Linked DNA regions of Homo sapiens: all the other regions are linked to region 4. The links are chromatin loops, found by intact Hi-C in ENCODE. Cell type or tissue: endothelial cell of umbilical vein. All regions are shown on one strand.

What was found. Peaks named below come from ENCODE experiments on the same cell type or tissue, not always from the same donor. Only the 100,000 strongest peaks of a DNase experiment are listed, where the experiment ranks them.
Region 1: a loop joins it to region 4, with 4 times the contacts of the local background. A loop is called at or near these places in 49 of 110 quality-filtered maps.
Region 2: it touches region 4 in a loop (7-fold over the local background); 40 of 110 quality-filtered maps call a loop at or near these places.
Region 3: a loop joins it to region 4, with 7 times the contacts of the local background. A loop is called at or near these places in 5 of 110 quality-filtered maps.
Region 5: a loop joins it to region 4, with 3 times the contacts of the local background. A loop is called at or near these places in 33 of 110 quality-filtered maps.
Region 6: it touches region 4 in a loop (11-fold over the local background); 6 of 110 quality-filtered maps call a loop at or near these places.
Region 7: a loop joins it to region 4, with 7 times the contacts of the local background. A loop is called at or near these places in 48 of 110 quality-filtered maps.

The regions. Positions count from the first base shown.
Region 1 is chr1:235,073,577-235,077,576 of GRCh38, reverse strand. No RefSeq gene overlaps it. Among named protein-coding and RNA genes, the nearest start is that of LINC01348, 5.8 kb to the right of the region's middle. RefSeq lists an enhancer at 2,057-2,306. In endothelial cell of umbilical vein, no CTCF peak of the experiment used is centred here; DNase peaks (open chromatin) are centred at 2,066 and 2,766; H3K27ac peaks cover 2,409 bases.
Region 2 is chr1:234,722,814-234,726,813 of GRCh38, reverse strand. LINC01132 (long intergenic non-protein coding RNA 1132) reads right to left here and starts at 2,772. Exons shown (of 3, transcript NR_038856.1): 1 at 2,732-2,772; 2 at 1,136-1,591. RefSeq lists enhancers at 175-738, 1,302-1,865, 1,866-2,428, 2,993-3,555. In endothelial cell of umbilical vein, no CTCF peak of the experiment used is centred here; DNase peaks (open chromatin) are centred at 1,353, 2,013, 2,473, 3,003 and 1 weaker place; H3K27ac peaks cover 4,000 bases.
Region 3 is chr1:234,842,347-234,846,346 of GRCh38, reverse strand. All of the region lies in intron 2 of LOC107985365 (a long non-coding RNA gene), which reads left to right. Among named protein-coding and RNA genes, the nearest start is that of LINC02961, 84 kb to the right of the region's middle. RefSeq lists an enhancer at 3,184-3,303. In endothelial cell of umbilical vein, no CTCF peak of the experiment used is centred here; a DNase peak (open chromatin) is centred at 1,676; H3K27ac peaks cover 1,491 bases.
Region 4 is chr1:234,916,049-234,920,048 of GRCh38, reverse strand. No RefSeq gene overlaps it. Among named protein-coding and RNA genes, the nearest start is that of LINC02971, 39 kb to the left of the region's middle. RefSeq lists an enhancer at 1,674-2,353. In endothelial cell of umbilical vein, no CTCF peak of the experiment used is centred here; DNase peaks (open chromatin) are centred at 658 and 1,668; H3K27ac peaks cover 2,703 bases.
Region 5 is chr1:234,597,899-234,601,898 of GRCh38, reverse strand. No RefSeq gene overlaps it. Among named protein-coding and RNA genes, the nearest start is that of IRF2BP2, 10 kb to the left of the region's middle. RefSeq lists silencers at 998-1,047, 1,448-1,977 and enhancers at 1,521-2,034, 2,035-2,548. In endothelial cell of umbilical vein, a CTCF peak has its summit at 3,796 (motif pointing left); DNase peaks (open chromatin) are centred at 338, 808, 1,638 and 3,758; H3K4me3 peaks cover 836 bases; H3K27ac peaks cover 3,307 bases.
Region 6 is chr1:234,770,865-234,774,864 of GRCh38, reverse strand. LOC107985364 (a long non-coding RNA gene) reads right to left here. Exons shown (of 3, transcript XR_001738532.2): 2 at 737-896. Among named protein-coding and RNA genes, the nearest start is that of LINC02961, 13 kb to the right of the region's middle. RefSeq lists enhancers at 1,924-1,973, 1,994-2,163, 2,184-2,233, 2,254-2,473, 2,209-2,503 and 1 more. In endothelial cell of umbilical vein, no CTCF peak of the experiment used is centred here; a DNase peak (open chromatin) is centred at 2,324; H3K27ac peaks cover 1,462 bases.
Region 7 is chr1:235,082,095-235,086,094 of GRCh38, reverse strand. No RefSeq gene overlaps it. Among named protein-coding and RNA genes, the nearest start is that of LINC01348, 14 kb to the right of the region's middle. RefSeq lists an enhancer at 3,013-3,535. In endothelial cell of umbilical vein, a CTCF peak has its summit at 2,207 (motif pointing right); DNase peaks (open chromatin) are centred at 2,294 and 2,674; H3K27ac peaks cover 1,808 bases.

The DNA.
Region 1 (4,000 bases), 160 kb before region 4:
CCGGACTTGGGAGAATGGAAAAGCCAGGAATGGCAAGCAGCCTTTGTGCCTGGAGACCTCTAAGCTGTACTGTTTGGTTTGCTGTGAGACTGGAAGCCTTTCGAGGGCAGGGCTCTGTGTTTTTCCTGAGGAGTTCTAGTGCTAAGACAAGGCCAGGAACACAATGAGCCAACAGGCCTTTACAAATGCTTGTGCCTTAAAACACATGGAAGACAAGACCCCAGCAGGCCTGCTGGGAGCACAGCCTTCAGTTTGGTGAGGTGGTGGGAGGGTCCTTCCTCTTTCCAGCCCTCCTTTTCTGCCTGCTCTTCCATCTGCTCTTCTTCCTCATCTCATTACCCACTCTAGTGAAGCTTGGGGGCTTTGAGGGGAGCAGGGGGAGCCAGGGTGGGAAAAGGGAGGCTTTCTCAGTGACCAGGTCCCCACACTTTGAGGCTGGGTGTAATCTTTGTGGGGTAAAACTAGAATTTGGACCATTGCTCTGAAAACTAGAGCATTGCTTCCATCTGTGATCTGATCAGGGAATTATGGGCAGGGCTGACAGATCTGATGCCAAGCTCTGCCCTTGCTGTTCGAGCTACTTTCAGGATAAAGCACTGCTGTCTCTGTCTTTGATTCTCCATTTGTCGGAAGGGCACTCGTACCCCATCTGCTGCATGTGGGGGGACACTCCCTATGCATACCGTCCAGTGCCTCGATAGGAAGTGGAAAGGCCTATTCACTGCCCAGGTACCAGGCCCTCCAGGCCCCAGTGTTTTGTGAATTTGGAAGGGTTTGTGGCACTGGTTTTGAAGTGGGTCATGTTATGTTTCTGCTGGCATGCTCGGCGTTGCCATGTTTCTCTTTTTGGGCCTTCTTTCTTCCTTTAGAACAAGAGGGTTTTGTTGTCGTTGTTTTTGTTGTCGTTGTTGTTTTAGATGGAGTCTCGATCTGTTGCCCAGGCTGGAGAGCGGTTGCGTGGTCTCGGCTCACTGCAAACTCCGCCTCTCGGGTTCAAGTGATTCTTCTGCCTCAGCCTCCCAAGTAGCTGGGATTACAGGTGCTCGCCACTGTGCATATATATATATATATATGTATATATTTTTAGTAGAGATGGAGTTTTGCCATGTTGGCCAGGCTGGTCTCGAACTCCTGATCTCAAGTAATCCACCTGCCTCGGCCTCCCAAAGTGCTGGGATTACAGGTGTGAGCCACCATGCCTGGCTTTTTTTTTTTAATCTCTTCAATAAATACATATTTCAAAGCTACTGTGCTCACGGCACTGTGCCCAGTCTGCGTACTTTGGTGAGCAAGACAAGCCCCGTCTTCATGGAGTTTTCATTCTAGTGGGGAGTGACAGACATAGGCCAACTCACCCTGCAAATAACTTTCACTTCCAGTGATGACTCCAGCAATGAAGGAATGGTGCAGATTGCTAAGGTGTCCAGCAGGGAAGCCGACTTAGTCTGTGGGAGTGGGTAGAGGGCCCCTGGGATTGCCACCTCACCTCTCGGGGCCTTACCTGTGAAATAGGCTCACCACCATTTGCTTCATAGGGCGACCACGAGTAACGGGTAAAATAATGCACTTTGACTCATGCTGGCTACCCTCATGATTCCTTCCTAATAAAATCTCCAGTGACTAGTCTCTCATATCTACTGTTTCTCTTCTCTTTTGAATAATGTGATTTCACAATTCAACCTTGCCCGGACAAACAGGAAAACCCATTCCAAATTCCAACCTGGCTTTAGAAACATTTTCTTGGAGGGTGGTGGGAAGTGGGATGGGGGTTTGGGAAGGGATGCTCTCCCAGCTCCTTCCTTGCTGTCTCGTTGCCAACTCCAGTTCCCCGGCTTGTGAAGAGTGCGCGTGGGGGGACACGCTCTGATCCTCATACTCCGGGTGCCGCCCACCTGAGACCGCTCTGTCCTCTGGCCACAGCTTCCCAATACTCTGTCTACAGGGAAATATTTTAAAGACTCAGGAAGTGAACTCATTTAAAAAAATGTCCTCCCCCTACTTTTCCAAAACAGTGCAGCCTTCCTGGAAGAAAGCAAACAAAACAAGTGTGACTGTTTAGAAAACGATTGGAAAACCCATTCTGAACAGTATGAGTTTGCATGGCTCTCCTGGGCGGATGTGTCACCCTCGGCTGGGCTTACTCTGGCGTCTGTGTGGAGAGGAGGCAGGGCTGCCCACGCAGTCTTCTCAGAAGAGGCAGCTGATGGCTGAGTGGGGCCTGGGGACCAGTTCCCCTCAAACAACCGCGGGCACCTCACCCTTGCAGACCTCAAACACACAGACAGACACGGATGTGAGTCCACATATGTGTGTGAGGCTGCGTCCAGCTGAAATTAGTACAATGACCTAATCGCCGCCAAGGCGCGGACAACTGCTCTGCGTGTGGTGACTATTTTGGGTTTCTAGGTGTTCGCATGTGATTTGTGGCATTCGCAGTGTTGTTATTAATAACACCGTTGGCTGTGTGGAGGCTGAGGATGAAGCCTTTTCAATTCAGCCATCTGGTCAGAATGCTTCTCCTTTGATGAGGGAAAAAACCTTTGCTGTGTTTCAACTGGAACGCTGCCTCCCAATTAAGGTGACAGCAGATCGCCGAGTCGCCCTGTCTTTGCAGGAAGAGCCAGCCAGGCTCTAAATGCCACTCTGTCCGGGAGGGAGAACGCCTTTCCTATTGATTGTGGTTTGGTATGCAGTTCAGGCACTGGCTCGAAGGGACGCTGGGCCAGGAAAGCCAGCGTGCAGTGTTTACTGGGTTGGCTGCCTTGGCGCTCAGGTTTTCCATTGTCAGGCAGTGACAGTGCTGCTCAGACGCTCTCAGGAGACGTTCCCCTGCTTTCATAACAACGAAGGGCTTTTTTGTTTTCTGACTCATCTTCAGAAGATCTCCCCCACTTCGTTTGAAAGTAAATATAATTAGTAACAGGCAGACATACTGTATATAGCCAGCCCTGCCTATGCAAGAGAGTTATAATTAAACATGCATGCTGTCTGCTGTTCACTGTCTGCTAAAGGCCTTGCTGAAGTCACCTGCAGGGAGAGGGGTTTATCTTGAAGCAGCAGCCTGGGGTGAATGCTGCAGAGAGAGAGAGAGGCCTGTCCCACCTTTGAGTCGAATGTCCAGTCTGAAGCTTAGATTGAGCTGTTGACTAAAGGGGAGGTGTGTCCATCGGCCCTTGGCCTGCCTTCGCCTGGGTTCTTCTCCATTCTCCACCTTGGGCAGCCCTGGGTGACCCTGTGTGGTCAAGGTTGGGGCTGGCCCCTCTTGGAGACAGAGTGATGGTGGCCAAGTATGGTTGTCATAGTAACGAGGTGGCTGCTGCCACTGCTGTCGGCTCAGGAGGCACCTGCCTGCTTGCAGGTTACGATCTGCCCTCCCGAGGCTGGGGAGCCAAGACTACTTGCCTTTGTTCCCAGCTCCCTGCCTGCGATGCTGGCAGCAAAATCTCAGCCCCGCCCGGCAGGGCAGGAGCTCAGGTATGTTATCCCCAGGTGACCCTCGGCCCTTCTTCTTGGCTAAGGGTAGGCTGGGTGTTTGGAGGCCACTGTCCAGGCCCATAGAGAGCTCAGATTCTGCTGAAACCAGTGGCTCAGGCAGCCCCAGGAACACACACACAGCTTGTGGGAAGATTCTGGGACCACGGCACGGCCAATGGCAGGAACACACACACACCTTGTGGGTAGATTCTGGGACCACGGCACGGCCAACGGGCTTTGTGACACAGGCTTGGAGACACAGGAGAAGCTGCTGTGCCTCCTGCTCCTCCGGGGGGTGCGGCGGTGACCGGATGACTAGTTGGCACAGTCCTTCCTTGGCCTGGATCAAATGCAACAGGCGTCATCTGAGCCCCGGGCACCTTTCCCCAAGTTGCTCAAAGTGTTTTCCGAGCAAATAGTTGTTTCATAACACCCGTGAGAAGTAGGTGGGGTGACAAAGCATTCTTTGTCCCTGTCTTGCAGATGGGGGAATTGAAAAGCTTGCCGGTCCTGGTGGTGAGGCCAA
Region 2 (4,000 bases), 190 kb after region 4:
CCATCCAATTCATGGATCTTGAGGCTGGGGGAGCTCCTGGAGCAACCAAATTCATATCCTCAGGGCCGGATGAAACCATCACGCAGCGATGCTGGGAGGCGTACACGAGCTGCCCCGCTTCCCCCTGAGAAAACAGCCTGTTCCTTCTTCAGCTTGCCCTTCTCCACTTACAGGCTATGAGAGAGAACACTGGAACTCTGAAAACAAGGCCCAGGGAGTCGGATTTCCACCCAGGTCGAGATAGGAAGGAAGGGCAGGCCCAGACATCCCCGCCAGAGGCTGCTTTTCCAGGCAGTACCTGGGAAGACAAGCTAAGCCAATGAGAGGCTGTTGGGTTAGGCTCAGACATGCTGTGCCCCAGTGGACACCAAGCCGCCGAACTCAGTGTTGCTTCTAGAAGGTCACCAGGGGCTGGGAATGAAGGACGGGGATGTGGCTCAACCAGGCCCTGACCTGAGCATCAGCTCCAAAGTCAGTAGCCCTCTCTCACTCTGGGTAGCTGCTCCAGCAGACTCTAGGAGGCTGCTCCTGTGTCTGATGTGAGAGATCCACTTGCCCTTGGTTTTGAGTCGCAGGTTAAGGAAAGGGGACAACCGCCATATCAAGTTCTACTTCCAAACCTGAGCCTCTTCTGAAGAAACTGAAGTTCGTTTTTGGATCAATTCTGCCCAGCAACAAGTTTTTATTTGTACTGCCTCAACAACCTGAGGCAAAAGTGTGCCCCTGTCTGGCCTCCAGCTCCCAGTATCCCCTGGCTCTGCCAACCTCTGGGGACCCCAAGCCTGTGGGTCCTGTTTGTATGGGAACTGGTACACGTTTCTCCCCTCCTCTGCTCCTTTCAGCTCTCCTCGGCCATGTCCTCAGCACAGGTGTCAGCCAGGGTGTGTGGGGCCCGGGGAGGCAGGGAAGGACTGGGCATTCCAGCCAGCAAGGGCGGGAATGGGTCTGCTTCGCAACATCCCCAAAGGAGGTCAACCAAGTCCCCTTGCCCTCACTCCAGTAGGGCCCTCTTTGCTTTAACTTAGTGCATACCCAACTCTGAGCTGGGAATGCCTCCTGAGAAAGGCAGCCAAGGCCTGTGATAACAGCAGGGAGGAGCATGAGGAGGGATTTCTGGGGTCCATCTCTTACTCACCCATGTTTCCCTCCACGACCTTGACCCTCCTGGTGGCTCTGTCCTCTCCCTGGACATGGGACACAATCATGTACACTCTGGAAAGGCCAAGGAGGGCTGTTCAGAGGGCCAGCTGTGGTCCATCTGAAGGTGACAATTTGCCAATTTGTTTTACAGGAAGGCTGCCATGGGCCTCACAATAGCAGTCCCTGCTTCCGCCTTTCTGTCATCTTCCAACTAAAGAGGCCAGGAAATGGCCGAGTCAGCTCCTGCTGCAGCACCTCCTAGAATCAGAAAAGGCCTTTCCGAGAATCTTGCTGAACCCTGAGGGTGAGGAGTGTCAGATTTTGCAGCGGGGGGAAGCTGGCAGTGGAGCCTCCACTTCTAAGTAACCTTTGCTTCGGAAACCTGCCAACTCTCTGCCTGGAGACTTGCCTTTGATCACGACTTGTCACCTTTCAGGAGATGTTCCACTTTCTAAGCAGGTGAAAAATGAACCTGATTAAAAATAGGGAACTGGACTCTTCACAGAGTCCCCCTGTAAAGCCAAACTACTGGCTACACCTCCAAGGGGGAAAAGGGAACATCCCTGTCCCTCAGGTCCCAGGGCTCCGTGGGACCCAGGACCCCCGAACAGCCTGCAACCCTACGACGACGGCCTGGCCATGCTCCAGCAGCAGGCAGAGGCTTGGGCCACAGCCACGTACTGGCTCCTGCTCGCTGGGTTCACCTTGGTGACCAGAGGGCACTGTGACCGCCCATTCTCCTCCCTCCCTTCCTCCTCCCCTCAGTGCTTTATGGACCTGAGTTTCTGGAGCTTTCTCAAAACCGTGGACACGTTCCCAGTGGAAATCATGACATTTTCCGTTTCACATTACGCACTCCACAATGCCCCAGGAAGGGAGAGAGAGAGGGAAGGAAAATAGGGCCTGGGAGCCAGCCCCTCTCTGTCTGCAGCCAGGGCTGCTCGCTGCTCTGTTTATCCTGGAGTCACCTCCCTCCCGAACTTGACAGCCAGTGCCCCAGTGTTTTCTTCTGCAGTCAAAGGCCCCGATGAATAGGTGAACTGCCTTTTCTATCTGCTCATGTGGCACATCTGGATAAAGGCGTGCCTCTCTACTTTGTTGTGTTTTTTTAAAACTTTACTTTCCACTGCCATGGTAACTGCTGCATGTTTGGCAGAGGGAAAGAGGAAAAAAAAAAAAAGCTCGGAGAGAAGAAAAGGAGCTCTCAGCGCGGGGCTGGCGGCCGTCCAGGGTAATCATGCCGCAGAGCTGAAATGAGGCCTCTGGCGGGCAGCCAAGTTACAAAGAACAAAGCTGTCAGTTCCTAATGTTGGCGGCAATGCTTGTTTGGCACCCTTATATGGTTTCCCAGAACTCCCTGCCTTGGCCGCCTTCCATTCCCTTCAGGGCAGCAAACAGGATTAGCACAGCTCCGAGTTGTTTTTCTCCTCTCTCCTCCAACTGTTCCAATGACATCATCCCTGCTGCATTCATTTGCCAGCAGGGTGGTTTTTTTCTCTCTCTCTCCACCTCCCTCCTCCCTTCCTCCCTCCCTCTCCCTCCATTTCTCTCTCTCTCTCTCTCTCACACACACATCTCTACTCCCACTCACTTCCTGTAGCCTCCCCCTCGCCTCTGACTTTCTTTAAATGCAATGTTTTAGGTCATTCTTCTTGTCCAGCTTCTCTGTTAAATTAAAAACACCCTAGTGCTTGTACATTTAGCTGAATCAAGCCAGACGCTGTATTTTATTTTTATAACTGAATTCCTGTGAGATAAAAATCTCATTTTCCTTAGTAGGCTGTAATCAGCACTCACAGGGATGTGGTTTCCAACTGCCCCAGCTCGTGCTTCCTTATGAAGCTCCGCTGAGAAATGAACTTGGCTCCTGTTCAGGTTTAAAGGGCCCGAGGCCGGTCACACATTGCTCACTCATACACACACACACACACACACACACACACACACACACACAGAGGATGTGCACACAAAGACCATTATACATGTATGCACACACACATGGACACACGTTCTTGTCCAGGGAAGCCCCTACGGTTCCACACACGAAGAGCAAAAAAGTATTCCCTGAGACAGACAGACACACAATCAGTACCCAGTGTCATTCTTCCCCTTTCCAGGAGGAAAATAGGTGAATAAGTCAAGCTGAAAGCTGCTTCCGAAAAGACTGTTTTAAACTAGCAGGCAGGCCAGCGTTATGCAACTCATGGCTAGGTTCATTAAAGGAATCGAGGTTTGCCGACTGCACAAATGTTCCCCTGCCTGCCTCCGCCCCAGCCCCTCCACCCCACCCTGCTCTGATTCATGAACTAGTTTTCAGATTCATGAATCACTCGGGAGCCAGCAAGAGAAAAATGAGTAGTATTGATCTCATTTCAATTGAAATGGGCTCATTAAGGCCATGCTGGCTGTGGACGGCCTTGCACGACAAGACGCTGGCCGGCGTCCGAGGTCTGCAGGCGGGCGCCCGAGCCTGCGGGTGGGACAGGACTCCTTGGGTGAAGCCTCCGCGGAGGGTGCCCCTTCTTATTATTATTAAATGGACACAATATGATCTACTGGTACAAGGGACTCTGGCTGCACTCCGCAGCCCTCGTTGGGCAGGCCGGTTTTCTTCTTTTTGTGTGGCCCGTTTATTTTGTTATTTTTTTTCACAGTTAATGGAATCTCAGTGCAGTTTCGCTCCTGGATTTCTGGTGACTCTTAAGGACTACCTGAAGTAGGAATTCACCTTCTGAAACAACTGGCATATCTTGGGGTTTGTTTGTTTTAACGCAAACAAGGAGCTTTTTACTCTTCTCCCTCCAGACCTCTGCCTTGCCACCCTCCTTGTACCGTCTTCAGCGAGAAGGACTAGGGGCTA
Region 3 (4,000 bases), 74 kb after region 4:
TTTAAGTCTGCTGTCAAACTGTTGTTTCTTTGAAAGTAATCTTTTCTTTTTTTTTTCCCAATTGATTTTGCCCTTTGGCAGCTTTTCCTTATAATGCCTCTAGATTTTTATATCTCGTTTTGAACTAATTATGCTACCTGAATCTGATTTTCATCTTGTTCTAGAAAACTGTCAGACACTATCTTAAAATATTGCCTCTTACCCCATTCTTTCTTTCTGGAGCTCCTATGTAATGCATGCTAGAGCTTCTCATTTCATCTTCCATGTATTTAAGTTCTCTTTCATGTAAGAAATATCTTTATCTTTCTGTGTTGCATTCTAGGTAATTTGTTTCCAAACCACTTCCTGGATGATCAATTCTCTCTTTGGCAATCTTTGCCCCGTTTATTAAGTTTTTATTTTTAATGTTACACATTTCATTTCTAGAGGTAACATATGGTACTTTTTCAAATATGCCTGGTCTTTTAAATTTATTTTCTCAAAATTTTGATTTCTCCTTTTACATTTCAGTTATGTTAACAACAATTCATATCCTCCTTCTGATAGTTCTATTAGCTGATGTTCTGGGGGTTCTGGGGACTCATTACCTGTGCCGCCCGTTGTGTCTGTTTATTCTTGTTTGTAGTGCACTCTTGCTCATGTCTCTAAACGCATTTTGTAATTTTCGATTGTGAGCTTCTATTTAAAAGAATGTGCTCACTATGGGAATCTTGTGTGGCAGAGGTTGAAGATTGGTTTCTATAGAGAAGTTTTTTATTTGTTTTGGCAAGTGCTCTTGTGATATTGGGACTCCTTTTATGTTAATTAATTGACGTAGCTTTCCTAGACCATACAGGTGAGTAAACTTAAGCTCCAAACCCATGTGAAGTGTGGTCTGTGGTTATGAAACTTGAGGTGACCTTGTTTTCCCTCAGCGGATCTCCCACTGCTCAGGCAGCCAAGTGTCAGCACTTTTTCTTGTGCTCAGACCTTCTTTATACTCAGTCTCTGGGATTTCCTTCACTCATTTCAGCTGTGCTTTTAACACCACACTTATTATTTTTCTACAGCATATTTAGGCGTTTCTGTGGCCAGAAGCTTTTCAGATTCTCCTCTAAGATATTGCCAAAATGATAGTTCTTGTCATCCTGAATTTCTGAACACAGAAAAAGTTTTCCCACGATGATTACAGATTTTGAGATCTCTCTAGATACTAGGGACATCTTTAGAAAGCAGGCCAAGAGCCTTGACCAAACTTACGGCAATTCTATTGTACTGATCAGAAAATATCACTTACTTTTGCATGTAGATTTTATTTAGATGAGAGTTAGGTTTTGTTTTGCAAAGAAAATAGCTAATGTATTCTTTGCTAAGAATGACGGTGATACACAGCGGTTGGATTTATTTAATAAAATGTGAGATGTTAAGAAAAAAATCTTAGGAATTTGAAGACACTGAGAGTGTTCAATGCAAAAAAAAAAAAAAAAAAGGCAGAGAGAGAGGGTGTTTCAGTTGCCTGCACCATACATACTCGCTGGTTCCGAATAATGCAAGGATTTCTCTCTTCTGTTCCGGTCTTTTGATGTTGAGTTTCCTGCCCCTTAAATATCTGCTTTACCAGAAAATGAGAAAGTCTTCACCCAAAAAAACAGCACAGAAGTGAAGCCAAGTGACTGTAAAAGGTTTCATAGCCTGGTCAACAGGGAGGCAGCTGGCGATCACTTCCTGCCTCACCCTGGAGGAAGGAGCTACTAAGGAAAGGGACGTCTAAGCTGAAACAACTTCAGGTGGTTCCTGTCCCTCTCTAGAGACTTTAAAGTCTCACTGCATGGAATGCCCTTGATATCCAGACTGGGAAAATCTAAGCCTGTGGACCAGGAAGAAAAGTCATTCATTTATTCATTCGTTTATCACTCCTACTACTCATGAGAGTCAAGTGAGGGCTGTCTGGGGACTTAGGGTAGGAAACTTTCAATATGGCTAGATATATGCACTTAACTATTTCTTTTTCTTTTGGATTGACAGTCTTATTTACTCTGAATACAGGGCATTCATAATGCTCATTGTTGCTGCTACTATTCTGTGAACACATGTTTAGAAAAAAACGTGGTGCAACGGTATGGGAATTCTGAGTTCACTTGTTCATCCATTTTTTTCTTTAAATAACATTTATCCAGTGGTATGTTATATAGAGCTTTGTACTGGGTGGAGTGGGGCTAAAAAGATGAATGATAAATAGTTTCTACCCTTAGGAATCTCAGTCTAATACCATGTGGGGGATGGGGCAGTATATTTACAGAAAGAAATGCTACATGGGGCATATTTAACCCACAAATGATCTAACTGAAGAATCAGAATAAATATTTCCATACATTTTAATTGTGGTAAAATATACACAACATAAAATTTACCGTTTGAAGCTTTTTTTTTTTTTTTGTAGACAGAGTCTTGCTCTGTTGCCCAGGCTGGAGTGCAATGGCACGATCTTGGCTCACCACAACCTCTGCCTCCTGGGTTCAAGCGATTCTCCTGCCTCAGCCTCCTGAGTAGCGGGGATTACAGGCGTGCACCATCATGCCCAGCTAATTTTGCATTTTTGGTAGAGATGGGGTTTCTCCATGTTGGTTAGTCTGGTCTCAAACTTCTGATCTCAGGTGAACCGCCCACATCAGCCTCCCAAAGTGCTGGGATTACAGGCATGAGCCACTGCACCTGGCCTATTTGAAGCATTTTTAAGCGTACCATTTGGTGGCATTCATTAAGTACATTCACATTATGGTGCAAACATCACCATCATCCCGGAAGCCTTTGCATCTTTCCAAACTGAAACTGTACCCATTAAACACGAACTTCTCATTCCCCTCCCCCTAGTCCCTGGCACCCACCATTCTACTTTCTGTCTCTGTGACTTTGACTCCTCTAGGTGCCTCATACAAGTGGAATCATTCAGCAGTTGTCTTTTTGCATATTGCCTGTCCAAAACTTTTTGAATGGAAAGAAGTATGTTTTACAGAAACAGGAAAGTCCCAGCCTTGTCTCTGACTGCTTCACCCCTTGGTTCAGCCCAGTGAAAGCTGGTCAACTTTCCTTAATGCTCTGAGATCCGTAATAGCACAACCATTTTAGTATCTTTCTCTGAAGACTGCAACACGCTGTCATGATATTAGTCAACTCAAGTCAACTGACATTATTATAGTGCTTATGAGGCTGCTCCTGCCTGAAAGCCCTTCACTGCCTCCCTGGGGTGTGGGTGGAGGATGAGATAAGCAGCTCACAAGTGGGACAGAACCCTGGCTCTGCGGAAAGCCCAGCTGGCTGCCACGGGTGGCATGTTTCTCGGGGCTTCCTGTGTGAGCGCATAGACAGCCCTGCTAGTCCCTCAGCCCAGATGCCTGCCAGAAACCCAAGCCCTGAGGATGCCCCTCCAGATGTGTGCTGTGAACTGAGCTTTCTGAAATCCTTCTCCTGGGGCCAGACACTCATCAAAGCGCCAACTCTATCGCAGACTGCATTTGAGTCACCTGTTATGTTTGAGATCCGCCCTGTGTTGGGAGCTGAAACCTGTTGGCTGGTCTTGCTGGGGTTAGGGAAGGGCCTGAAGTCTGGAAGAGGACTAGGTCAAGTTTCCTGCTGTACTTCTGAGGTCCTGGACGTGAAGCCGAAATGCTGCAGCTCACAGCCAGTGTGGTCAGCCGAATGGGAGTCAGCTCTGGGCGGCTTATTGCCATGAACAAAGGAGCTCAGTTGCTGGGGTTCACCTCCTATCCCATCAGAATACAAGCTGCACTGGGGCTAGATGTCCACGGCTGTATCCTCAGCACCTAGAAGAGAGTCTGGGACCAAGTGTGAACATCTATAAACCGGAGGAAACATCTGTTGGCAGGATATTTAGTATAGCAATATCTTTGGATAAAATAATCAACAAACAAAATTATGTTGTTGGAAACCAGAAAACGACACCACTGATGAATGTACTTAGGCTACTTAATCAAGAAATAGTCGCAATGATTCTACTTCTGTC
Region 4 (4,000 bases):
TGGATCACTTGAGGTCAGGAGTTCAAGACCAGCCTGACCAACATAGTGAAACCCCATTTCTACTAAGAATACAAAATTAGCTGGGCGTGGTGGCAGGCTCCTGTAATCCCAGCTACTCGGGAGGCTGAGGCAGGAGAATCACTTGAACCTGGGAGGCAGAGGTTGCAGTGAGCTGAGATCATGCCATTGCACTCCAGCCTGGGCAACAAGAGCAAAACTCCGTCTCAAAAGAAAAAAAAAAGACATTTTATAAACCCAGGAGGATGAAATTGCAAAATCCTCAAAGCATGTTTCTCTCTCTTCCTGGCCATAGCAGTGGGGATAAGACAGGCAGAGAACAGGAGTGTGTCTATGTCCAGAGCTTTCTTCTAAAACGTTTCTGCACCACTCCTTCACAGCAAGACCACACAGAAAGAGAGAGGCACGAGGACTGAGGGATGTGCCCTCAGGTTACCTTGCATTTGGCGGGGTTCTAGGTTCTTGGGTTCAACTCCCAACTCTGTCTGCTTTTCTGTGTAGGGCAATGATCCCAGTAGAATTTTTTCAGTATTCAGAAGGAAGTGAACTTCCAGAGGTAAACAGAAAATAGCTTTTGGCTGCAAAAGATAGGAAGGATGTTCTGGCTTTGGGCTTCCAAGCCAGCCAGCACTGCTCCTGGGCCTCAGGGGGAGGGCAGGACATAGGCCTGGCCCCAGCAGCCAAAAGAAATGGCTCCTCCAGGGAGGGGCAGCTGGCATGCAACTCGGTGGCCACATGCGTCTGTGAGGCAGGACACTGCCTGGAGCTCATGTGGGCATTAAGACATGGGGAGAGTCACCTCCCTCCCCGGTGGTAGCAAGCTGTCTGCAGTGTGCGTCCTGAGTGATGCCTGCCCGGAAGGGCGAAGGACTCTGTTCGGGGAATTCGCTGTGTGTCTCTCAGGCTACGTCCCGGGTAAATGTGCCCGAGACCAATGGAGCATGAAGGTGAGGAAAGAGGAGGCAGAGCTGCCCAGGTAAATCAGAGGCCAGGGCTGTGCAGGATGGAGGGCACCAGGCGTGGGGGGCCTTAGTGGCCAGGAAGGCCTGCAAGGGAAAGGCCAGAAGCTGGAGGGCAAGAGTAAGGGGGGCAGGAGCAGGAAACGCAGGAGTGTCAGGTGGGTGCAAAAGCCTTGGCCCCGAGGTGGAGGGTCTTAGAAACCAGAAACAGGATATGAGAAAGGACGGAGGGGACGGGGCCTCTTTTCCCCCAGAAGGAACAATGGTCATTCTTTAATTGAAAGCTGCCATTCCCTGAGAGAGGAAAGGCCTCTCAGTGTGGGGGAGGGGGCCCAGGGACGGGAAGGAAGGGGCCCCAAGCCTGCCTGACCCAGAAGAAAGCAAGAGGCCTCTGGAATTGCATTTGGAACTCGATACGGCCTGTGAAAGGGACAGGCAAGCTTGCACTGATGGCTTTACCGAAGTGTGACTTTCCCAGGCGCCACAAACTTAGCCTCTGCCCCCACCCTCTGTGGCCTCCTCCAGGACTCTGGAGCTGCAGGCTGGGTCGGACGCCTCAAAGCCGTCCAGAGCAAGGGTCTCACAGGCTGCGTGGTTATGCGGTTCTGTAAGACTTGCCATCTACACACACGGGAAGAAGGATTTCCCAGAAAAAATAGAGGAAGCTGGCCAATACAATCAAACTCACACAAACCCCGCCTCTTCCCAAATAGACGCCTATCTCCAAAACAATCAAAACTGCCCCATTAAATAACACTTGTTCAGTACAAAGGAAGTACAGCATGATGGGAATCACACACCGCTTCCAAGTAAAACATTCCCAATTGTTAGGCATGTAACAATGAACAAAAAACTTAATGGCATTCGCACGGGAGAAGCACAGTGCTTGGGGCAGGCCCTGCAGGACCCTTGAGTGCCGGTCGTCCAGAGGGTCAGGGGTGGTTCTCCCCGGGTCGGCCCCTGGGAGAGGCGTGCTCATCACACACAGGTCCTCACCTGCTCTGCAGGCAGCGACCTGGGCATTTTCCATCTTACCTACCTCCGGTCTCGGCCCTTCGGCCCCCTCAGTGGGAGGCAGGCCGTTTACCCACTGCAATTGGTGGCACCGAAGACTTCATTTGGCAAGGAGAATGGTCACAGGGCCCAGGGCAGCTGAGAGGAGGGCACGTTCTTCAGTTCTGACCGGAAGGAGGGCTTGGGGGCCCTCAGTGACAGCAGTGTTGTCATTTGTATGGACCGACTGTCTATGTCCCTGCACCAACCCCAGTTCATATGTTGAGGCTCCAGCCCTCCATGTGACTGTGTTTGGAGATTGGAGCTTTACGGAGGTGGCTGAGGTTAAGCGAGGTCATCAGGGTGAGCCCTGATCCGATAGAGTTGGTGCCCTTCGACGCTCCTCTCTCTCTCCACCATGTGAGGACACGGGGAGAAGCAATTGGCTGCAGGCCAGGGGGAGCCCTCACCAGGGCCCCAATCAGCTGGCACCTTGATCTTGGGTCCCCCAGCCTCCAGACTGCGAGAAAGAAATTCCCGTTGTTTAAGCCACCCGGCTTGGGATAGATTTGTGATAGCAGCCTGTCTTAGTCCATTTTCTGTTACTTATGTTGAATTACCTGAAACTAGGTAATTTGTAAAGTAAAGGATTTATTTTTTACAGTTTAGAAGGCTGGGAAGTCCACGGTCAAGGGGGCACATCTGGTGAGAGCCTTCTCTGCAGCGCCCCACAGCAGAGCAGGGCTTCACACGGTGAGGGGGCCGAGCGGGCTTGCTCAGGTCTCTCTTCCGCTTCTCATAAAGCCACTGGTTCCCCTTCCATGATAACCCATGAACCCATTAATCCACAAATGGATTAATCCATTTATGAGGGCAGTGCTCTCATGACCCAATTACCTCTTAAAGTCCCCACCTCTCAATACTGTCATATTGGGGATTCAGTTTCAACATGAGTTTTGGAGGATATGTGCATTCAAACCATAGCACAGTCTTAGAAGACTAATACATCATCCAATGACAAATCTGAAAGCCAAAAAAAGACAGGAAGTCTCAGGGGACAAGAGGACCCTAAAGGCCATCTCAGGCGTCTGCCTCTCCATCCGGTGATGGCTGCCCTTCCAGGCCCCACCAAACATTCCCCTAGGGACCTGGCAAGCTAATTCGCTTGGCGTGTGTGTATGTGTGTCAAATTTTATGGGTTTTTCTTTTCTTTTCTTTTCTTTTTTTCTTTCTTTTTTTTTTTTTTTTTGCTGTAGTAGAGGAATAGAAGCCCACGGATGTCCACACCCTTCTTTATGCCTTCATTCTGTCTTTTTTTTAGAGACAGAGTCTTGCTGCGTTGCCCAGGCTGGGGTGCAGTGGCACGTCTTAGCTCACTGCAACCTCCACCTCCCAGGTTCAAGTGATTCTCCTGCCTCAGCCTCCTGAGTAGCTGGGATTACAGGCGCTCACCACCACCATGCCCAGCTCATTTTTGTATCTTCAGTAGAGATGGGGTTTCACCACGTTGACCAGGCTGGTCTTGAACTCCTGACCTCAGGTGATCCATCCGCCTCAGCCTCCCAAACTGCTGGGATTATAAGTGTGAGCTACCTCGCCCGGCCCATTCACTCTCTCTTTTTGTGGGGTACCCCTCATCTGTGGGCTAAAGTCAGGTGTGACCCTACCCCGGGTCACGTCATGTGCGACCCTGGGAATCTTCAGGCAGGCAGTAAACAGCAGGGAAGGGATAAATTCTTAATAAACTGAATCCTGTTTTTATGCAAATGTGCCTGCTATTACAGAATGAGAGTGCAAGAACTACAGAATATTTATGACAGAGAGAAGCAGGCCTGTTTGGAAACAGACGTTTTATTAGGTTCCCGTGAGGCACCAGCTGCTCTTTCAACACTTCTATTTCGGGGCTTTATGTAGAAAAGTGATCGCTCTATAAATAGCAGGGCAAACAAAGTTAGGAAGGTGGCTGTTGACATGTGGGGAGGCTGAGGCCCAGAGCCAGAGGACACCGTGTGGCTCTTTCCCCCAGCCTT
Region 5 (4,000 bases), 320 kb after region 4:
AGACTACAGGATTCCTAGTTTAAATTGAGAGCTTCAAGGCACCGGTTCTCATCCTTTGAATGGGCTGTCAGAAGTTAGATTGCGTAATCTAAAGAGCCTCCTCCAGCAGCTCTACAGACGCCCTTGATGCTGAGATAAGACATCCTGTATAGGGTAATAATGTCACATTTGAATATTTCTAAATATAGTTTACATTTTGGGGGAAATGAACTACATTACATAATCTGTAGATCACATCACTTACCACTTTTACTTAGCAATTAGTATTTCTATATCATCACCATCAGGTAGCATTCAGATGCCCATCGTGCACAAAAAATGAGTTCGGTTTTGTTGTGGAGGCACTCAGCAACTTTAGCAGATAAATATTTAAGTCATTGCAAATTTATCTGCAATATCTATAGAAAACATCTTTCCTATACTAGTTCAAATAGAGTACTTTGAATTGCGTATGTGGCTATTTATGCCTCCGGGGTGGGGGGGCGGTGGGAATTAAAAACCCGGAAACATTTCGCCAGAGCTCAGGGCCTCAATTTATTTTAATGCATGGAAAGAGTTTATTAAAAGTGAACCTCAAATTACTGAGGTTTTGCCTTCTTTTATTGTATGATTTTTAAAGTATTTGCCATACTAGTAAGAGTTCTGCAGAGAAGTGACATGTGGGAGTAGAGATTGTCTGGGTCAGACTAAATCAGCATTTCTTTGGCACAGGCTTGTCTTGGGCCGTCTGCCTGAGCCGACTGTATGTGTGAGCTGCAAAACAGAAAAAAGCTGTTGAGAGTCTTAGCCCAGGCTAAGAGCCCATTACCCCCATTTTGTTATTTCTGCCTGCAAACAGCAGTTCAATTAGCTTTTCTGGTGATAAAAGATAAAGATTTATTGTACCCCATATACAATTGAAATCAGAATTTCACAGGAGGGTCACAGTCATTAGAGAAGTTTTGGAATACTATTCTCCTAATAAGCACCATATGGGTTGTTGCTGTTATAATTTAACACCTACTAAGCAGGCATCTCATTCTAGGCTTTGAACAGCTGAGAGGCTAGCTCCTACCTTTTGTGCAGCTTAAAGTCAAAGCCACAGGTAGGAAATGTCACTTTGCTTGGTTCAAGACACGTATTGACAAGAGTTAACCACGAGTTTGTTTCCTTCCAGTTTATCTTACAAACCACAGTAAAATTCTGACATAGGAACACAGTCCGAAGTCCAAAGTGCTTTCGCACAATAAGTTCATTATGCCCAGCGTGCAATTCATGCATCAAGGGGGCCGCCGGACCCCATTATCTTTATACAAATCAAGAGGCCAGTTGGAACAAGGAGGCTGGTCAGAATGGTCAAATTGTAGTTTTTCCCTTTCTTTTTTAAAAAATTTATTTTTTCACTTTGTATCGTTGTTCAGAATGGCACTTTTTAAAAGGAAGAAAGCCTCCAGCCCTGCCAAGCTCTGTTTACTCCACGGGAAGGAAAGGGGAGGAGGCTCCCTCACTCTCCAACAGCCTGGAGCCCACAAGGAGCCCTTGCTGCGGTTTCCAAGGCGGCCCCCTGACTTGCGCCGCGCCTCTATTCTAGAACTTTTCCCGGGCTGGAGCAGCGCAGTCTCCGCGCGCCCGGCTCTGCGCACGTGGAGCCGCGCGACCCCGGGCGGGGCGGGGCGGGGCGGGGCGGAACGGAACGGAACGGGACGGGACGGGACGGGGCGGGGCGCGGGCCCGGAAACGGGAAACGGCCCGGTGCGCCCCGCCCCTCCGCTCCGCCGCCCAGTCCTGGCCCCGAGCGCCAGGCCAAGCCAGCGCGCCAGCTGCCGGGCTATAATTAGAGGGACCGCAGCCCGGGCCCGGCCACCTCCTCGCGCCCCCCGCCCGCGTTCCCGGGGAAGAATGTGCGAGTGCGCGCGAGGGCCCGAGTGCGCCGCCGCCGGCGCGCTCTCTGGAGCAGAGACCGCGTGGTGAACCAAATAAAGTAAAAGGTCTGGCTCCTGCTGGGCGAGGCCGAGCGAGGAACGTGCGCGCCAGAGCAGGGGTGTGGCGAGCCCTCGGTGGCCCAGAAAAGATCAAACGCGCGTCAGCAGCAGCCGTGGCTGCCGCCTGCAAGGGTCCCTGACGCGGGCCGGGCTGTACAGGGTGGATTTTCTAAGTTGGAGATGGCGCATGACAAGAGCTGCCCCAAATCAAATGTCACTCCCTTTTTGGAAATCATGATGCTGCTTTTTTTTTTTTTTTTTGGCTGCAGCTATAATAAGCCAAATGTTCCGTGCTGGTGAAGTAAACACGCGTGTTTAAGAAGCATCTGTGTTAGCACTAATGGATGGTGCATGCTAATAAAAATGTATTTATTAAGCAAACCTCAGGACATGCCCCTATGGGAACTGCCCAGAGTACTGTTAACAACTGACTGCCTGAAAATGAGTTTACTTTCTATCAAGAAACTTTTATTTAAATTTGAAGAAAAAAGTTTTTCTTTGATCATAGCATTGTTGTGCACCTGAGGTTCTACCCAATTAGTTAACTGCTAATTTTTATTAATTATTCCCTTTAATACTCTGCAGTATTTTCTCAAAAAATGAACAGCATGACCCCTGTCACTTTAAAAAACTGACATTAAACTATTTCTCCATCACCAGCCTTGGAGTTGGGGGGGCAGGGTGCTGGCTACCAGAAGTAGCAACTAGATTGTGGAATAAGTATTGTGTAATAGTTTTAGTGATTGTTTAAAAGTGAATGAACCGGTGAATGGATAGGAGGCTAGAAAAAAAAAAAAAAGCCTTGCTTCAGGCTTGTGAATTCCTAGACACAACCCTACCCAAAGACTTCCTTCACCAACATATTTTTCTTTCTAGATAATAGGCACAAAAACCATTTAGAAGTTTGAGATGGAAATCATGCAATGCACTCTGCTCTTTATATATGTTACTGAGGAATCTGGAAGCTTTTCCGGGTTGAAATGCAATTCCTAGGAAATTATTCTTGCTCTTTTCCTGTGGCTGTTTTTAACACAGCAGCAATGCAATTTCAGTGGCTCTGCTCCTTCACAAAGACCTTTGAGAGGGAACTATGCTGAGAGATGCAAATTCAAGGTTTTCTGAAAACACCTCAGAATTGTCCAGTTCTGCCCCCAGATAAAACCACTAGAATAAAGGTCAGGAAATCTCCAGATGTTCTTGGGACTTGCGCAGTCATCTCAGGTAATTCAATTAGCTTTTGTGTCTGTTTTGCAATTATTAAAAAAAAATATAGGCCAGGCACAGTGGCTCACGCCTGTAATCCCAGGACTTTGGGAGGCCGAGGCGGGTGGATCACCTGAGGTCAGGAGTTTGAGATCAGCCTGGCCAACATGGTGAAACCCTGTCTCTACTATATATACAAAAATTAGCTGGGCGCCGTGGTGCATGCCTGTAATCCCAGCTACTTGGGAGGCTGAGGCAGGAGAATCACTTGAACCTGGGAAGCGAAGGTTGCAATGAGCCGAGATCGCCACACTGCACTCCATCCTGGGCGACAAAGTGAGACTCTGTCTTAAAAAAAAAAAAAAAAAAAAAAAATATATATATATATATATATATATGATGTACTTGCCTCAGAGGGGGCTAAAATATCAAATTAGGTAATTTCTATGACAGATTTCTGGTTTTTCATTTATCAACCAGACATGAGAAGGTGCTGTCATACAGGGCATCATTAGGTGATTGGGCACAGTGAGTGCCTACCACCCAAAATAGAGACTTTCAGTTATTATATTAAACAGAATAATAGCAAATCGCTTTGAAACACTGGAGAGAAGGGGCTCCCCCTGCTGTCATCACAGAAAATGCATTGTCTCAGGCCAGTGTCTTGTAGCTAGAGTACTCACTGGGTTTCAATCACAGTACCAGAAGATTCTCGAAGTTATCATCACCTTGGAGGATGTATAGTTTCATTGGAACTAAAAATATCACAAAAAAAGAATATGCATATTTTTCTTGAAACACCCTATGCTCAGATTCATTTACTCAAGGCTCAGCCT
Region 6 (4,000 bases), 150 kb after region 4:
TCCCAACCATGGATACACCCTATACTTTCCCTCGTCTGTACAGTGGAGCTAATAATAGTACCTAACTCATGGAACTATCATGAGTCTTAAATGAGTGTTAACACGCATGAAGTGAAGTGCTTATATCTGGCAGATAGTAAATGTGTATTATCAATTTAATTTACACTATTATTTGACTGTATTTCTACTATACAGAGCAACTATTGCCTGGTCATATGTCCTAACAAATAAACTGTGGAGACAGACAAGTAACTGTCTCAGTGCTAAGGACACCACTGACCCTCAACAGAATAATGCCCCCTAAAGATGTGTAGACCCTAATCCCCGGAATCTGGGAATGTGTTAGGTTACACGGCAAAGGCAAAGGAAGGTTGCAGGAGGAGCTGAGGCTGCAAATCAGCTGACCTTACAGTGGGAAGAGAAGCCTGAGTTCTCCAGGTGAGACCAATGTCCAGCATCCTGGCTGAGCCTGCTCCCTTTACAAACAAGGTTAGGATTTATAACTGCTTTCATGGTAACATCTGGCTCATTTCTCTCAAGTTCCCCCAACTCTTTTTTTTTTTTTAGTATACAAATCTTTATTCTAAAGTCATTTCATTTCGGCTCAATTCCTTCTCTCTCTCTTTCTACCTGTTTGTTTGGCCTTTGGAGATTGAGAATGAGAAGTAACAGGACTCATTACCCACAGCTAGTCACAAGAGGAGACAGAGGGAGAGTGAATGCAAAAGAAAGGTACCAGAGAGGCCACCTTGCTGGCTGTCAAGGTGGAGTAAAGAGGCCACAAGCCAAGGGGTGTAGGCGGCCTGGTCTCTTCTGCAGCTGCTTTTTAAAACTCTAGGACTTTCTTCCACCAACAAATTCTTTAGGTTTTATCAGAGTTAGGAGGCAGTTAGCATCTGCAACAATAGAAAGAATATGTATTATTTGGAATGCTTGTGTGGCTTATACAGCTCCCAACCAGTTCGGGAGTCTTAACACATTGTGCTAAAAGATGCTGAAGGCTGGGTTTCCACTTCCCAAACAATTTCATTCTCTAAGAAAACTGCCGATAAAGATAAAAAACATTACAGCCAAATGGAGTCTTGCCTGAATCCCAGGCCCTGCCACATCGACCGCTGGTTCTATCAGTGGCCAGTGTTCTGGAAACGCTTCCCCGACATCAAGGAAGCCGGATCCTCCCCACACAGTGATGGGTTCTAGGCCATTTTTGCTGCCTCGGTCTGGGAGCTCACCATCCTCAGAAGCTCCCAGCACCTGGAGATGTCTCGCATCCTGGCTGAGCCTGCTCCCTTTAGCAAACAAGGTCAGGATTTGTAACTGCTTTTGTGGCAACATCTGGCTTATTTCCCTCAAGTCCCCCTGCCACTTTTTTTTTTTTTTTTTGAGACAAGAGTCTTGCTCTGTCGCCCAGGCTGAAGTGCGGTGGCGCGATCTCCGCTCACTGCAAGCTCCGCCTCCCGGGCTCACGCCATTCTCCTGCCTCAGCCTCCCGAGTAGCTGGGACTACAGGCGCCCGCCACCACGCCCGGCTAATTTTTTTGTATTTTTAGTAGAGACGGGGTTTCACCGTGTTTGCCAGGATGGTCTTGATCTCCTGACCTCGTGATCCGCCCGCCTCGGCCTCCCAAAGTGCTGGGATTACAGGCGTGAGCCACAGCGCCCGGCTTCCCCCGCCCCCGCCACTCTTTATATATATATATATATCTTTCATCTATAGTCATTTCATTTCAGTTCAATTCATTCTCTCACTCTCTCTCTTTTTTTTTCTACTTGTTTGTTTGGCCTTTGGAGATGGGGAACAAGGAGTAAGAGGACTCATTACCCACAGCTAGTGACTTGGGTTAGAAGTGAAAGCACTTCTGCTGGGCCCTGACTTATTTATTTATTTTTGGCCACAGAGCCACAAGGCTCGGTCCCCAGTGAGCCGCCCGAGGACATCTTGTGGCACCATCTGTTCGCCCCCACCCACCCTCACCAACTGCCAGGCTCCGATTGTTGTTGGTGGTGGTGGTGTGTTTTTTTTTTTGTTTTTTTTTTTTAAGTTTTTGTTGATTTTATAAATTCTGTAGCTCTGTGTTTTTTAGACTCGGCTTGCTCGTGTCAACGCAAAACCAGGACAAGCAGAATAAACAAAGAGATGCTGGCAGAAGGCTGGGTGTGTCGCCTCAGGTCTACAGATGTGCTGGGGCCACACTGAGGAAGGCCCTCGTGTGCATGCAGGGCGCTGGCCGGAGCGCCTTAGGACGCATCTGAAAACTTCTCATTGCCTCAGGGTTTAAAATAGCCACACTTCCTGCTCCTCGGAGAGGGTATGCACAGAATGTGGGTGACTCACCGTCGGTGGTTTTCGATGTGTCTGTCATAAGGAGGTATCATCAAAAGCCCGGCCTGTTTCAGATGTTATTTTTTTCCACCCTCAGCCATGCGGTGCTGGGAGAGCAGAATGCCTAAACCCAGTGTTTGTTTTGAGCGCAGAAAGTGAAGACCAAATCAATTGTGCCGCAGCAAGTAAAAACTGAATGCGTGAGGGGGAAAAAACCTGCAAACAGTGTGAAGACTGAGTTTCAAGGTTCTTGTTTTCAAAAAGTTTAATTATATTTCAACTAAAGCCAAACTGTCAAAACATGGGAGAGTGATCTGCCTGCTTTGAAAATGCATTAGCCTTCTTATGTAAAAGCCAATAATTGATATCCAAGAGGAAACCAGAGCTGTGGGGGTCGGAGGAAGAAGGAAGACAGCCTCTTAGAACTGCTCAAACGACACTTCCCTATCAACTACGTGCAAAGCTTTAGATCCAGGTTTGTGAAGTGGGAAATTGGAGAGGGGAACAAAGGCAAAGCTAAAACCCTCTGTGAATGGCGAAGGTTTACAATATCAGGCCTGGTTTACGAGACATGTGGGGCCAGGGCACTGTGAATTAGAATTTACATAAGCGAGAACCTGGAAGAGATCCTCAAAATTCTCAACAACAGCTTTGTAAATAACAGCAGGCTGTGCCTTCTTCCCCCTGAGAAATGCTGGGGTGTGTCTGGGCTGCCCCCAGGGCCGGGCTAATGCCTGGGCCCTCTCTTTGCTTCCAGCCCAGCTGGTTTTCAGGTTATCTGGTTGTTGTTTTTTTTTTTTTCCAGACTCCACTCAGCCACTTCCTCCAAAAATGGACCGTCGGTGGTTAAGTCTTTGCCCTCTTCATCTCAGTTCCCATTCCTGCCTCTCCTTCAGTAATCTCCTAGAACTTTCTAGTTTCTAGCACAGAGATTCTTAATCGTGTTCTTTTGATGGCTGAGAAGTATGTGTATTCTTAAACCACTCTCAGATTAAATTAAGCTTGCACTACATAAAAAATATTGATGGAAGCCATATAACACATATTTGGGATAGAGCTAGAGCAGGCATCGAACAGATCATACCAGTTGGAATACGGTATCAAAGAGCTGGGAATTCCCGGCCTACAGCCTGGGTCCGGGAAGGCAGCCGCCATTTTCTTCCTTCTTGGGTCAAGCCACTAGCTTCTGGGAGGACCAGCCTCCTCCAGCGTCTCTGTCATTTCCCCTTGATTGCTGATCTTTGAAAACAAGCCCAGGTACCTATCATATGAATGCTGCTAGGCTTTAGAACCCTTTCTTCATCTACCCTGGTGACATGAGACAGCTATCTTTCTCCCAGTGTGGCTGATCCCCACAAATATACATTTCTTGTAGCCCAGTGTCGGGTAGAATGGACTTTCTGGTCTATGGTCTAGGACTCTCTGTTGACCTTGGAAAAGAGTTGCCAGATAAAATACCGGATGCCTAGTGAAATGAGAATTTCGGATAAACAACACATCCCTTTTTTAGTGCAAATATACCTTCAATGTTATAATAAAAAGCATGTCCCATGCAATATTTAGAGCATACTTACACTAAACAATTATATGTTGTTTATCTGAAGTTCACATCTCACTGTGCATGCTGCATTTTTCTTTGCTAAATCTGACAGCCCTTCTGGAGCCTCTTGCGTTCCG
Region 7 (4,000 bases), 170 kb before region 4:
ACCATGCCCGGCTAATTTTTGTATTTTTTGGTAGAGACAGGGTTTCACTATGTTGCTCAGGCTGGTCTCGAACTCCTGACCTCAGGTCAACTCTGTGGGCATGGGGGACAGTTCTGAGAGCCATGGGCAGGGCAGATCCCTCCAAAAGTGCCCACAAGACTGCAGAACACTTTGTTCAAATAAAATCTTAACCTAAACGCGAAACATGAAAGAAGAATGAATGAATTGTTCTGGTAAACTGAGATGGGGGCCAAAGTCCATCCAGTTAGCTCCTCCCCTCCCCTGGGGTCTGAGGAGCTGTGGTTTTGAAAACCATGGATCTGGTTGAGCGTGGTGGCTCGTGCCTGCAATCCCAGTGCTTTGGGAGGCTGAGGTGGGTAGATCACCTGAGGTCAGGAGCTCGAGATCAGCCTGGCCAACATGGTGAAACCCCGAATCTACTAAAAATACAAAAAATTAGCCAGGTGTGATGGCAGGTGCCTGTAATCCCAGCTACTCTGGAGGCTGAGGCAGGAGAACCGCTTGAACCTAGGAGGCAGAGGTTGCAGTGAGCCAAGACCACGTCACTGCCCTCCAGCCTTGGTGACAGAGTGAGACTCCATCTCAAAAAAATACAAAAAACAAAAAACAAAAAAAGAAAACCATGGATCTGGCCAGATGCAGTGGCTCACGCCTGTAACCTCAGCACTCTGGGAGGCCAAGGAGGGTGGATCTGAGGTCAGGATTTCAGGACCAGCCTGGCCAATATGGTGAAACCTGTCTCTACTAAAAATACAAAAATTAGCCGGGAATGGCGGCGTGTGCCTGTAGTCCCAGCTACTCGGGAGGCTGAGGCAGGAGAATCACTTGAACCCAGGAGGCAGAAGTTGCAGTGAGAGAGATTACGCCACTGCACTCCAGCCTGGAAGACAGTGAGACTCTGTCTCAAAAAAAAAGAAAACTATGGATCTCGTTCTAAGCCTCTGTTTTTACACCTGATAAACATGAGGCTGAGAGAGTGAGGCTACCTCCTCAGAGGTGCACAGTGACTTAATGTCAGCGCTTGGACCCACCCTAGGGTCCTGGGCTCCTTGTAGAATGTTCTCCCTCCTCCTTGTCCACCTCCTCCTCATTTGCGGTTATCCAGACACACAACTGCTGAGAAAGTCTTTTGTTTCCTTCTTTATTTATTTTGAGGCAGAGTCTCGCTCTGTCACCCAGGCTGGAGTGCAGTGGCGTGATCTCAGCTCACTGCAGCCTCCACCTCCCAAGTTCAAGCCATTCTCCTGCCTCAGTCTCCCCAGTCGCTGGGATTACAGGTGTGCACCACCACCCTGGCTAATTTTTATATTTATTTATTTATTTATTTGAGATGGAGTCTTGCTCTGTCGCCCAGGCTGGAGTGCAGTGGCGTGATCTCAGCTCACTGCAACCTCTGCCTCCTGGGTTCAAGTGATTCTCCTGCCTCAGCCTCCCGAATAGCTGGGACTACAGGTATGCGCCACCAAGCCCAGCTAATTTTTGTATTTTTAGTAGAGACAGGGTTTTACCATATTGGCCAGGCTGGTCTCGAATTCCTGACTGTATGATCCACCCACCTCGGCCTCTCAAAGTGCTGGGATTACAGGCGTGAGCCAGCGTGCCCAGCCTTGTATTTCTTAGGTGAATAGATTTTGATTTGCAGAATTCAAAAAGGAATGCGAGTGAAGTAGGTGAAACAATAAATTTAGCTTGGAGGATCCTATGAGCCTTCCCCCTGGTGTGCTGGTCACAGCTGGTTTTGCCCAGCGCCCTTTTGTCCTCTTTGTCCTCTGCTCTCCTTTGAACATCAATCAACAAGGGCCTGATGGCATTGACAGGCTTGCCCTGGTGACTGACCACGTCTCAGGTTGAAAATGTGCTTTGGCGCCTTTTACAGGACGATGGCATTTGTCCCAGTGTGTTCCAGTGAAGCGCCTCGCAGGACCTTGATAAACTTGACTGTCCGTATCCATCAAGGTGCTTGTGCATTATTCCTACAACTGGGGAGATACCTTACCCACCTCCTTGCAGATCGTTCTAGGGAAAGGTGTTTGGCCATCTGTCTGGGAGGCTGAAGACTGGCCCTTGCCACAGGCAGGGTGCTGAGAGCTGCCCCTCTGCCCAGCCTCGTGCTCCTCTGCTGAGGGGTCAGCTCAGGTTGTCTGGAGGCACTGCCCTGCGCCTGCTCCTCGAGCCGCTTGATGGCACTGTTAGAACTGGAGAAGGGAGGCAGCTTCTCCTGAAACAGTTTCCTCTGTTCTGATCGGCTCCAAACTGTCATTTCCACCCACCTCCTTCCTAACTGAACAGAACAAAATCACTTCACAGCCTGTTGCTGCTGCTCTGCTCCCCCAGCCCCGCCCCGCCATCTGGGCAAAGATTTAGTAGCCCCTGTGCCCTCTTTCCCGCACTCATGCACCCAGGCTTCCATCCTGTCTCTCTAGAGCTTTATCATCCTGTGTGTTTTGGGGGCCTCTGCGGTGCCAGGGGCTTTGCAGGCAGAGAGAAGGCCAGGAAAACCTTATAAGAACCCGGGAATCTAAAAGAGAAAGCAGAAGTGCCTGACATCCTTCTGGCCACATGACTTGTTTTCTAGAAGAAAGAAGAAAATAGCAGTGGGAGAAGGTGCTTGGGAGGAATGGAAGGAATGTGCAGAGAGGGCAGGAAATGGGGTCTCTCGGGCGGAATCTTGGCATTAGGTTGCAAGGCTTAATGTGTTCTGTTCTTGGCTTCCCAGCTGCCACTGTGTCTAAATCCCTCTCGCAGGGTCAAGGGTGGGTGGAGGCGTGGTCTGAAGGGACGCTTGCCTTCTTCTACTTGCTTTAGCCTCTTCTGGTTCTCAGTTCTGTCTCTCTCTCTCTCTGTAGCTCTGTCACCCAGGCTGGAGTGCAGCAGTGCCATCATAACTCATTGCAACCTTAAACTCCTGGGCTTAAGCAGTCCTCCTGCCAGGAGTTTACTACTGGTACATGCCATTACACCCGGCTAATATTTAGTTTTTTCGGAGGGATGGGGTCTCACTAGATTGCCCAGGCTGGTAACTTCTGGGTTGAAGCCAGATCCTCTCACCTCAATCTCCCAAAGTGCTGGGATTACAGGCATGAGCCACCACACCTGGCCTCTCTTTCTTTTTTTTTTGCAGTGGGGGGTGGGGGTGGCTGGTGGGGAGGAGGACAGAGTCTCACTCTGTAACCCAGGCTGGAGTGCAGTGGCACGATCTCGGCTCACTGCAACCTCCGCCTCCCGAGTTCAAGCCATTCTCCTGCCTCAGCCTCCTGAGTAGCTGGGATTACGGACACGTATCACCATGCCCAGCTAATTTTTTTATTTTTAGTAGAGAAGGGGTTTCACCATGTTGGCCAGGCTGGTCTCGAATTCCTGACCTCAGGTGATCCACCTGCCTTGGCCTCCCAAGGTGCTGGGATTACAGGCATGAGCCACTGCGCTTGGCCCTCTCTTTTTTATTTATTTATTTATTTTTGAAACGGAGTCTCACTCTGTTGCCCAGGCTGGAGTGCAGTGGCATGATCTCAGCTCACTGGAACCTCCGCCTTCCGGGTTCAAGTGATTCTCCTGCCTCAGCCTCCTTGTTGTATTTTTAGTAGAGAAGGAGTTCCACCATGTTGTCCAGGCTGGTCTCAAATTCCTGACCTCAGGTGATCCACCTGCCTCGGCCTCCCAAAGTGCTGGGATTTTGGGCGTGAGCCACTGCGCCTGGCCCTCTCTTTTTTTATTTTTATTTTTAAATGGAGTCTTGCTCTGTTGCCCAGGCTGGAGTGCAGTGGCGTGATCTTGGCTCACTGGAACCTCTGCCTCCTGGGTTCAAGTGATTCCCCTGCCTCAGCCTCCTGAGTAGCTGGGACTACAGGCATGCATCATCACGCCCAGCTAATTGTTGTATTTTTAGTAGAGAAGGGGTTTGGTCTTGAATTCCTGATCTCAGGTGATCCACCTGCCTCAGTCTCCCAAAGTGCTGGGATTACAGGCATGAGTTTTTTTT